Linked DNA regions of Homo sapiens: region 1 is linked to region 2. A link is an interaction called in ENCODE POLR2A ChIA-PET data of the cell type or tissue named here. Cell type or tissue: Panc1. All regions are shown on one strand. Each heading gives the region's core, and the rest is flanking DNA. Links, peaks and the distances in the headings are about the cores only.

Evidence for each region. Peaks named below come from ENCODE experiments on the same cell type or tissue, not always from the same donor. Only the 100,000 strongest peaks of a DNase experiment are listed, where the experiment ranks them.
Region 1: POLR2A ChIA-PET joins it to region 2 with 6 read pairs; 2 of 35 experiments call an interaction of 5 or more read pairs at or near these places.

What each region holds. Positions count from the first base shown.
Region 1 is chr2:207,050,062-207,055,445 of GRCh38, reverse strand. No RefSeq gene overlaps it. Among named protein-coding and RNA genes, the nearest start is that of MIR2355, 57 kb to the left of the region's middle. In Panc1, for the core only: no CTCF peak of the experiment used is centred there; no DNase peak of the experiment used is centred there.
Region 2 is chr2:206,991,863-206,997,246 of GRCh38, reverse strand. No RefSeq gene overlaps it. Among named protein-coding and RNA genes, the nearest start is that of CPO, 55 kb to the right of the region's middle. In Panc1, for the core only: no CTCF peak of the experiment used is centred there; no DNase peak of the experiment used is centred there; H3K27ac peaks cover 1,644 bases.

The DNA.
Region 1 (5,384 bases), core at 248-5,247, 58 kb before region 2:
ATGCTCAGTCTTTTCCTGGAGCACCAGAGGCACAGCTGTACCAGTGTCCTCTGTGTCCTGGAGGGGAGGAGCAGGACCATTTGACTCCAGATCCTTTTTGGGAAGAGTGCCCCTAGGGCAAGACCCACAGTCCTAGGATACAGAGAGTGCACAACTGAGGGGCTGCTATGCTAAGAAAGTGCTAATTCATCGATCACATTTCTATGCCCAGTGGCATAGGAACTAAAGTCCCATCCATAAAGCAAGCTTCCCGGTTAATCAGCAATTTAAGTTTTGGGACATGTGCCTCCCACACCAAATTTCAAGAGGGGGAGAGGGAGCATGGGGAGAAAGGGGGTGGGTGAGAGAACGTTGGCTCTTTTTTTTTTCTTTAATTTTTTCCGAAGCCAGATGCACATGGTTTTTAGGAGGCACAACATCGTGGTCTTGCTTCAGGGCTCTGATTTAATAAGGATGGCAAGAAATAAATGATTCACTTGCTGATATTAAGAGAGTGCAAATGCACCTGCCCCAGGCCCTTCAAGTCAGGGCATATGTTTGTAAATTACATGCCGACTGTGAACCTGTGGGTGGAGCCCCAGGTGGGGAGGCTGGAGAGACAACTGGACCGTGTCAGTGGATCTTCATCAGAACTGTGGACCAGAAAATCCAAGGATGTTTCAGAATAGATGCAGGTCCTAGCTACACTCCAGATCTCTTGAATCAGAATCTTGGGGTGGGCAGGGCATTGTTTTTCCAGAAATTCCACCGATGAATCAGACATGTTCCTTTGGTTAAGAATCACTAAACTAGCTAATCTCTAGCCAGAACTCTCATCTGTCAAGAGAGGGCAGGCAACCTCATTTCTGATGTATTAGGACTTTCACGTAATTGAAAAATGAAGAAAAGTCAAAATGGGGCTTAAAAAATCATTTAAATAGGTAAGCACATTTTGAATCCCATAACCTGTGTTTACATTTAACCTAGTAACACTGAATATAAGATTGCAATACAGTTTAATCTCACAAGATAATTAAAAGATTTATGAACAATATTAATGCTTAGGAAACCATAGGCAGTGTGATCCAAAAATGGAACACAAGTTTAAGGTTGTGTGATGAATGGCTTCTTTCAGTCCTGTCAGGGTATCTCTGAGACTGAAGATACCATCTCATTTGGTGAAATAATTAAAGTATAAATTTTACCCTCTTTATTAATGGAAAGCCGAGGCCCCATGGTCATCCTGCCTCCTCTTCACATCCCCCTCCCAGGTATCCCTGCCATGGAAGTTCTGGACTTCAGTGTAAATGATCAAAGACCCTTTGCTCTAATGTTTGCAATAACGTTTCTGGGCTGACTACATAATCCCCAGGGGAGAATTGTTAATAATAATATTAATAAGTGCTGCTAACATTTGCTGAGGTCTTACTATGTTTAAGGCTCTATGTTAGGGGAAGAAAATAGATTTTCCTTTCTATCCCAGGGGTCCACGTCCCTGAGAGTTTACAATTCAAGAGATGCAGTCTGTTTTCCAGAACAGGCTCTGTAGTAATTATGTTACAAGTGTAAAACAGGTTTTTCTTTTCTACTCTTTCAGACAGTATATTGACTTTCCCATAATTATATATCATCTCTTTTTAGGGTACCGAAGCACCATTCAGGCCCCAAGTCAGTGACACTGAACATAGTCTTAAGATTTGGTGACCAGAAGTACATAAAACTGGAGAGGTAAGACTCTAGATAAAAGCGAACAGGTGCTTCAAAATAAACTTAGAACAAAAGGGTGAGGGGAGATCTTGCAAGCATGCAGCCTGCAGGGAGAATCTGGTCCTCATGGGCCAGGTTTTTGCCATCTGCTCCTAGGCCAGGCACCTTAACCCCTTCCCACTTTCTCTACCCTTATTGGAGTCAAAGCAGTTATGTTCTCCTTCAATGAAGGAGAACCTTCTACGAAAGGGTCCCTCTGTTGACAGAGATGTATCCCTAACTCAGGCCTTTCATACTATTACTTCCCAAATTCTCTGCCAGAGACTTTCACATTCCTTATTCCTTCTCCATCTTACAGCTTCATTCAGTAGAATGAAGACCCTCAAGACCCTCCAGCCTCAAGGTGAGAACAGCCTTTTCTTTACTCTGCGACTTCCCCTAGGTAATCAAGACGTAGCTTTTAATGATCTACTGCAATATGATGGCTTCCACATACGGGTCAAGCCACCAGTGTACAATTTGGTTTCTATTTCCACTGTGCTCTGATGCCACCGCTGGCCCTGAGGCCACTTCCGGCCCCAGCAGTGTCATATTCCCTGACCATACCCAAGCCCCCTTCCTCCTGGGCCTTGCCCCAGGATTTGGGACGCCAGTTTCTGGTTCTTCAGTGTCCACCATTTTGGTTTCCTCAGACCACTCCTCTGTCCCTTGTGGCATCTGCTCTTCCTGATCTTTGAATATAGTGATTTTTAGAGATTATGCCCATGTGTTCCCTCTATCCGCTCCCTCTTGTTAACCTCACTTCCTCCCATTTTAAACAAATGACCTCATCTCTATTCATCATGTCCCCAGCCTGGTTCTAAACTCTGAACTAGCTTTTCCACCTTCCTTTGAGACATCTTCAACTGAATATTTTTGAAACTTCACATTCTACTTCCTAAAACTAAATTGATCAGTGTTCTCGATTTCGTTTTAGGGTGGTTTGGGTTTGCCCAAACCCGAACCATCTTTTTCTCCTAAATTTCCTATTTCCATTCATTTCTTGATCTATAGACATCTCTTGATCTAGAAATAGCTCAAGGTAATTCCAGGGGGCAGGGATGAGGGGAGGGTGGGCTCTGCTCTCACTGCCATTCAGGGATCAGGGTGAGGGGAGCTTCTGTCATCTTCAGTGCATGGCTTCTGAGGAAGTCCCAAGCATTGACATCCAGATGGCAAGAGGAGAAAAGGCACTGAGAATCCTGTGTGGAGATTTACACAGGCCAGGCCTGGGAGTGGCGCACATCATTTTGTTCACATTTCATTGGCTAGAACTTGGTCACATGGTGTAATTGCCAAGGAGGCTGGGTAATATCTGACTGTGTGTCCCAGAGAAGATGGGTTTTAATGAGTAGTTAGCTGTCTCTCATTCTCCCTGTAACCTGTGTCCAAAGACTAAAAGGTGGTGTCCTTTACTCCTCCTGATCTCCTTCCCTTTTCCAGTTAGTCACCAGCTCCTGTTGTTATTTCCTCTACAATACCACTCATCACATCCAGCCTCTGTTTTCTATCCTGAATGTCACGCCATCTTAGCCCAGGCCCTCATGAGCTCTAACTGGACAACTATAATGGCCTTTAAATTCCAAGTCTTTCTCCCTTCTAATCTCTCATTCATTCCACCAATACTTATCAAGCACTATATTCTGGGCAGCATGTTAACAACTAGAGGCAAATAAAGAAATGGATAGACCTTGACCCTGCATTTTTAATCTTGCACAGAAAATCAGTTAAAAAAATGGCTGCTACAAAAAAATTAGCTGGGCATGCAGGCACGCACCTATGGTCCCAGCTACTCAGGAGGCTGAGGCAGGAGAATCACTTGAACCTATGAGATGATGCCACTGCCCTCCAGCCTGGGTGACAGAGAGAGACTCTGTCTCAAAAAAAAAAAAAAAAGGCTGTTATCACATTAAGTTGTTATTACCGCTAATGGGGAAGTGCAGGGTACAAGAGGAACATGTGGGAAGGCCCCAAACTCCCTATTTTTTCATGTAAGCAGGACACATCCCCTTCACTGTTCATTGTTCCCTGGCCTGCCATTCTGTTTTATTTTTATTACAGTCCTTAACATCATCTGAAATTATCATATATATTTATGTTTATTTAATGATTCTGTGTCTTGTCCCACCAGAATGGGAACTCCACCAAGAGCAGAGACTGTGACTCACTTGTCAGCAGTAGATTCACTGGGTTGAACAGTGCTGACACATAGTAGAAAGGGATCTAGGGGCCAGGCACAGTGGCTCACGTCTGTAATCCCAGCATCTTGGGAGGCTGAGGTGGTTGGATCACCTGAGGTCAGGAGTTCAAGACCAGCCTGGCCAACATGGTGAAACCCTGTATCTACTAAAAATAGAAAAATTAGCCAGGCATGGTGGCACACGCCTGTAATCCCAGCTACTTGGGAGGCTGACAGGAGGAAATCACTTGAACCTGGGAGGTGGAGGTTGCAGTGAGCCAAGATTGCGCTACTGCACTCCAGCCTGGGAACAGAGAGAGACTCTATCTCAAAAGAAAAAAAAAAAGGAAAGGGATCTAGTCTGGGGGTTCAGATTAGGTTTCTGGAAGAAATGATCTGTAGCATGAAGATGGAAAGATGCACGCAAGCTAACTAGGTTGGTGGTGGGAAGGAGGGAGGAATCACCATTCAAAGCCAGGAGGAGAGAGAACATGGCTGAAATTCAGTGTTGGGGAGGGGGAGAGTTGAAGCTAGACCTTGCTTGTAAACTAGGTGTGTAGGTTTAAATTTTCTCCTGAAACCAATGAGGAGTCACATTAGGATCCAATTAGAGTTTTAAACCCCTCTAGTGCTCTTTGTAGAATAAATGGCAGGGCTGAGGGCTGGGGAACCTGTGAGAACGCAGGGAAGATAGCCTGGTAGCATGAGCCAGAACAGGTCTGGTGCCTTCCAGATCAACTTTTCAAAAGTATTAGCGCAGATGATATCATCCCCTCAAAGAAAAGTGTTCCAATGGTGACTGTAACAAAACGTTGGATGATTACTACATTTTTCCACTTATATTTTATCTTTCCTAGTTCAAGTCCTGCCTCCTCCTAGAGGCTTTCCATGATTCCCCCTACTCTAAACTGCTGCAGAATTTTATATTTATATAATTCATTTGTCATGAATGCACTGTCCTATAATTTTCGTAACCTTTGCAGTTATGCCCAGCGTTCCCCCAATAGATTTCTAGCGTCTTCAAAAACTAACTTTTGTTTGTTATTTTATAAAAGTGTGCTTGTAGAAATGTAATTTGAACAAACTAATTCATGCTAGAGTATTTGTCACTGATTATGACAACTACCCCCATGATATAGGAATCTCAAAAGAGGAAAAAGGGAAAAAGAGTTCTTTAGGAAAAGAGAAATGTTTAGCCCCATCTTTCTGAGAACATATCTTCTTAGGATGTTACAAAGTAGAAATATGGCCCATTGCTTCACCCCAATGCTACAGACAAATCGTAGTGAGATTTCTGGCACCCCTGGGGAGAGATTTTTAAGTGAAAGAAGATGATGATACCCTACGTTGCCTCCATGGATATCCTAAAGTCAAGCGTGCTAGCACCTTCCTGACGATCAGTAGCTCCTTCTTTCCTCTGGAACATTCAAATGTTGACAATCACGTACTCCAGCAGGTGGAAGTGGATTTAGAAAACGTG
Region 2 (5,384 bases), core at 330-5,329:
AGCCTTTGAACTTATTTACAATAGGTTTTTTTCATGTTCTTTTCTGTCTTGGCTAGGCATATTATTGCTTTTATTCTTTATTATGGGTCACATTTTTCTGCCTCTTCCAATATCTATTAATTTTTTGTTGTATAATGGACCTTGTGGATGATATGTTGTAGGAATCTGAATTGTTTCATCTTCTTTTAAAGAATGTTTAGTTTTGTTCTGGGAAGCAGTTAAATAACTATAGAAGTTTTTATGTTGAATTATTTTTAGGGCAATTTTATGGTGATTTTGACCTTAATCTTGTGCTGTGGTTCTTTTTCTATTAGGTTGGTGCAAAAGTAATTGTGGTTTTTGCCATTACTTTCAATGGCATTACTTTCATTACATTCCCTTTTTTTTTTTTTTTGCCATAACTTTCATTACTTTCTCTTCATCCTGGATGTGCTAGGACTCCAGTGTTCTCAGTACTGCACAACTTCCTATTTCTCCATTCAGCTGTCAGCCCCACAGCAGCTGTTCTCTACTAGACCTTGTTAGGTCTTGCCCTGAAAAAAATCTCAGTGCATTCTACAGCCATAGACCTATAGTGAATCCTCACACAGACTTCTGAGATATCTGCTTTTGGAGGTGTCTCTTTTCTGGTACCCTGCCCTGCAAATTCCAGTTACTTCTGCAGCCTGGAATCTTATTTTCTGCCTTTTCAACTTAGCAAGATTGCCGCTCCACTTGGGCCCCAGTTTTCTACATTGTGGAAGGAAAGTGCTTCCCCAGCAGAAAGCTAAGGAAACCTTGTTTGTTTCCCTTCTCTCAGGAATCATAATCTTTCACTACCTGTTGTTCAATGCTTGAAAACAGATGCCTCATATATTTTGACCATATTTATACTTGTTTATGGTGGGAAGGAAGATTCATTACTAGTTATTCCCTAATGATTGGAAGCAGAAGTATGAAAATCATTTGTACCTTTAAGATATTATGACAAACCACAATGGGTTTGATAAAAACAATGCATTAGGACCTGAAGTCTGTCTCACTACCATCCTCATCCCCCCAGTCATCTGAAGATTCTGAGCTCTGATTATTGCTGGATGTTCCAGTGTGGCTAAGACTGTGGGGATAAGACAGACCCCAGTGGTATTTTAAATTTTTTGCACAAGTTGCCATCAATTAAAAGTTTGAGAAGTTTCACATAAAAATTCAGAGTTTTTACTTTTTTTGTAAAATGGAAAGATAAGATGGCACTCAATGAGCATGGAAATAGTAGTCTGAAGCAGTATAGCAGTTTCCTTCTTTAGACAGGGTGTATATTTTCTGGTCTGCCCACAGTCCCATGCCAGTTCATTTTACTCAATCATGTTGCCTGTCTGAACCCTGTAGCTATTTGTATGTGTGACCTCAGCATGTGGGCAGAAAATTTTACACATAGATGGTGTCTTCGTCCATTTTGTGTTGCCATAAAGGAAAACTTGAGGCTGGGTAATTTATAAAGAAAGAGGTTTAGGCCAGGCGCGGCGGCTCATGCCTGTAATCCCAGCACTTTGGGAAGCTGAGGCGGGTGGATCATGAGGTCAGGAGATTGAGACCATCCTGGCTAACACAGTAAAACCCCGTCTCTACTAAAAATGCAAAAAAAATTAGCTGGGCGTGGTGGTGTGCACCTGTAGTCCCAGCTACTTGGGAGGCTGAGGCAGGAGAATGGTGTGAACCCGGGAGGCAGAGCTTGCAGTGAGCCGATATCGCACCACTGCACTCTAGCCTGGGTGACAGAGCAAGACTCCATCTCAAAAAAAAAAAAAGAAAGAAAGAAAGAAAGAGGTTTATTTGGCTCACAGTTCTGCAGACTGCAGAAGAAGCATAGTACTGGCATCTGTATCTGGTGAGGACTTCAGGCTACTTCCACTCATGGCAGAAGGTGAGGGGAGCCTATGTGTGCAGAAATCACGTTGTGGGAGAGGAAGCAAGACAGAGAGAGAGAGACAGAGAGACAGAGAGGTATCAGACTCTTTTTAAACAACCAGCTCTCAAAGGAACAAATATTCATGAGGAAATTCAAACATGATTCAAACACCTCCCATTAGGCCCCACTTCCAATACTGGGGATCAAATTTCAACATGAGTCTTAGAGGAGACAAACATTCAAACCATAGCTGGAAGAATGCTCACAATGTCCAAAATGATATACTCCATCACTGCCACATTCTCCATGATAACTTTATTGCATGAAAACACACAGTTTTCCTAAGCTCCTTTTGGGGATGTACTATCTCAGTAAGGAAGTGAAATAAAGGAACATGGAGTAGAGCTATGGAATGGAGTTAAATTTGACCAGTGTACCCTGGTCTTCATGCAGGTGGCAGTTCATTAGTAAGTGGTCAGAGGCCAGCTGTGCTATTTGCTCCCATTCTGATTCTGAGGTTGAGATGTGTTTATGTTTTTCAGCCAACAAATCTTGCTCTTCTTTAAAACTTTCTCAGGTATTGCTTTCCTGGAAATTCAGTTTGGCCCAGCTCTGAATTGTATACCCATAGTTTTACTTGAAAACTCAAAGAAATGAGAAACCGTATGTGTTTTGCTTATTGCTTATGCAATAGGGAAATTGGTCTTGGTGTCTTATAATCAAAACTTTGCTTTTAAAAAATTTATTCTGTATGTTTGCATGTGTGTTTGAAGGGATAATGACATTAATTAACATGTTTTATTACTAGGCACTCTGCTAAGCATTTTATATGAAAGATTTTTTTTTGTCTTCAACAACAATCCTGTGAAGTAGGAATGAACGTTATTCTCTTTTTACAGATCAGAAAGGGAAGTGCAGAGAGGTTAAATATCTTGCCTGAGATCAAATGGCAAATAAATAGTGAAGCTGGAATTTCAAATATCTGAATTAAAAATACCTGAACCAAGTGCTAACCAGTTTGTGCCCTCTGACACTCGTATAACAGTCCTGAGCAGCTGTGCCAAAGTCTGCCACAGACTGCACCGCTCCCTCCTCCCCAGTCCCCCCACCACTATAATAGGCCCTCAGGTTGCACAATCTAGAGGTATCTTTCATACCGGGAGTTGTGAAGCCTGGAGGCCCTGCTCACTCAAGTATTCTTTATGAAAAGGAACCTCTTAAAGTACATGCCTTTTTAGATAGACATCAGCAAAACATGCAGAATGAACCACAAAATGTCACAGTGAAATGTGCAAATGACATGGGAAGTGAATATCATCCGCTGTGCTCTTCTCTGTATATTGACCTCACATCTGTTAGGCTCAGAAAGCAGGAAGAACTAGGGCTTGAAAGAAAACCCATTAGTGTTCTCAGGGCCAAAAAGCCCTGGAAAGGATTGGCTGCAGAGACCAGGTAAACTTTGATGAATGTTGTCTCTTCTCATGCAAGGTGATAAAACACTAAAGCTGGAAGGGGCCTAGGAAGATATTTTTCTTTAGCTCTCTCATTTTACATAGGTAGATTGAAGGCCAAAGATAGGATCTGATTCGCCAGCTACCAAGTTGGTGATGGCAGAGTTGAGACTTCCAGTCCAGCCCAGGTCTTTCAACTCTCCAATATAGTGCTCTGTGCATAGCACTAGGGTGATTTGGCTGGGAAGAACTTCAGGTCTGCTCAGAAGATGACCCCACTCCACCTTCTGGCTGAAGAAGAAGGGAAGAGCAATGCATACAGAAAGGAGGAACCAGCAGTGGGAGAACAGTGATGATTCAATCACGAGCCAAAATACCAAGTTATTAAAAATAGAGCTAACTTTTTCCCTTCTATTACCACCCAAAGTTTCATAGACATCTCCAAGCTGTCTTTAGGAATTGGAAGTCAAGGGAAACAGAGGATGCTATTTTATTTTATTGGTTACCTCTCATACTAATCCAATGATTAGTGATAGGAAGCAGAGAAATTAACATTGTGGGGATACTGAGGAGGACCCACTGTCTGGTCTGTATAACATTTCATTTCAGTACTTTGACATGACACCTGCCGCTGGAAGCTCTTTTATGTGTAGTGAAGTGAAGAAAATGGGTTTGCAAAGTTGAACTGATTTTCCTAAGGTTGTAGAATTATTGATTTCAGAGGTAAGACCTAGAACTTCTAAGCATTTTGTTATTCTTTCTGTGGATATGCAATCATACATCATATAAATTATATATATACACATTTAAGGGAGACATCAGTGTGGGGAGGCAAATTTTGAGTGGTGGACAGAACTGGGTTATTGTACCCATGGACAAATACAGGCTCACTAGCTGTGTGACTATGACCAGCCACTCAAATTTCCTGGGCTTTAATGTTCTCATCTGCAAAATAATAACATAAATATCTGCCTCATGGGACTAATATAAGAATTAAGTGGTTATCCTTACATTAAATAAAATGATTTGCATGTAGCAAATGTTCAAGAAATGTTACGATTTGTTCTCTGCATTGATAATCAAAATATTGAAGAGTAACAAAAATAAAAGATCTATAATTGGTTAAGCATAATCAAGATATCAACAGAAATACCTAACCATGACTGTAATACGCCTTCTGATCAGACTTCTCTCTGGAATAATTATTTGTTTGCTTCCTTTTTTGATTTTTCAGATATTCCAATTGGCATGCAATAGATAGAATATAGCTCTTTAATCTTTCCCAACCTCTCTGTTTATCTAGAATTAGAAATCCTTTGGGTAAAACTTTGCCTATACTAATTTTGATATGCTAAGTTAGTATGTGTATGGTTCTAAAGGGAACAGTTGAAAAGAATAAAGATTATAGATAGGACTTTATTCTAAGGGTACAGACTTTATGTCAGCCATGATCTTAAGTTTTAGACATGGGACTTAGAGATCAAACATAAATTCTACCTCGAATAAGGATATCTCTTATGGCTTGCAACCACAGAAATGATCATAAGTGAAAGAATTTAATACATTGCCAGGAATGAATATAATGAATTGTAACCAAATTTGTAGTAGAAGACCTTTTGGTATATCTTCCCAGCCCCTTTTCTGGGAACTGTTCACCTACCCAAATGGGTGGACTCTTGTAGCTATTTCTGTACTGACCAACAGTTACTTTACTGGTCATAGCTGATTGGAAGAGATGGACACCTGCCCCAATCTGGGCCAATTAGATTCTCTGCTAGGAGTTTGGACCTAGTATGGTCATCAGTTACTTGGGGGTCTGGATGTTAGGAAGCAGTGTGATGCTAGGGCTGTGATAGAGCTGTCTCTCCATGTGCAAAAGGTGTGAAAAGAGAGAAAAATAAAGTAGGCACATGGAGGGAAGTAGAGGCAAGGAGCCCTAGTGCCACAGAAAGATTTGCAATAGCTCCCTTGGTCCCTACTGATTCTCCAGGCTCTGATTTCTTCTTTCCTAGAGATGAAGCGTTGTTGAGTTCTGTGTGATACACATG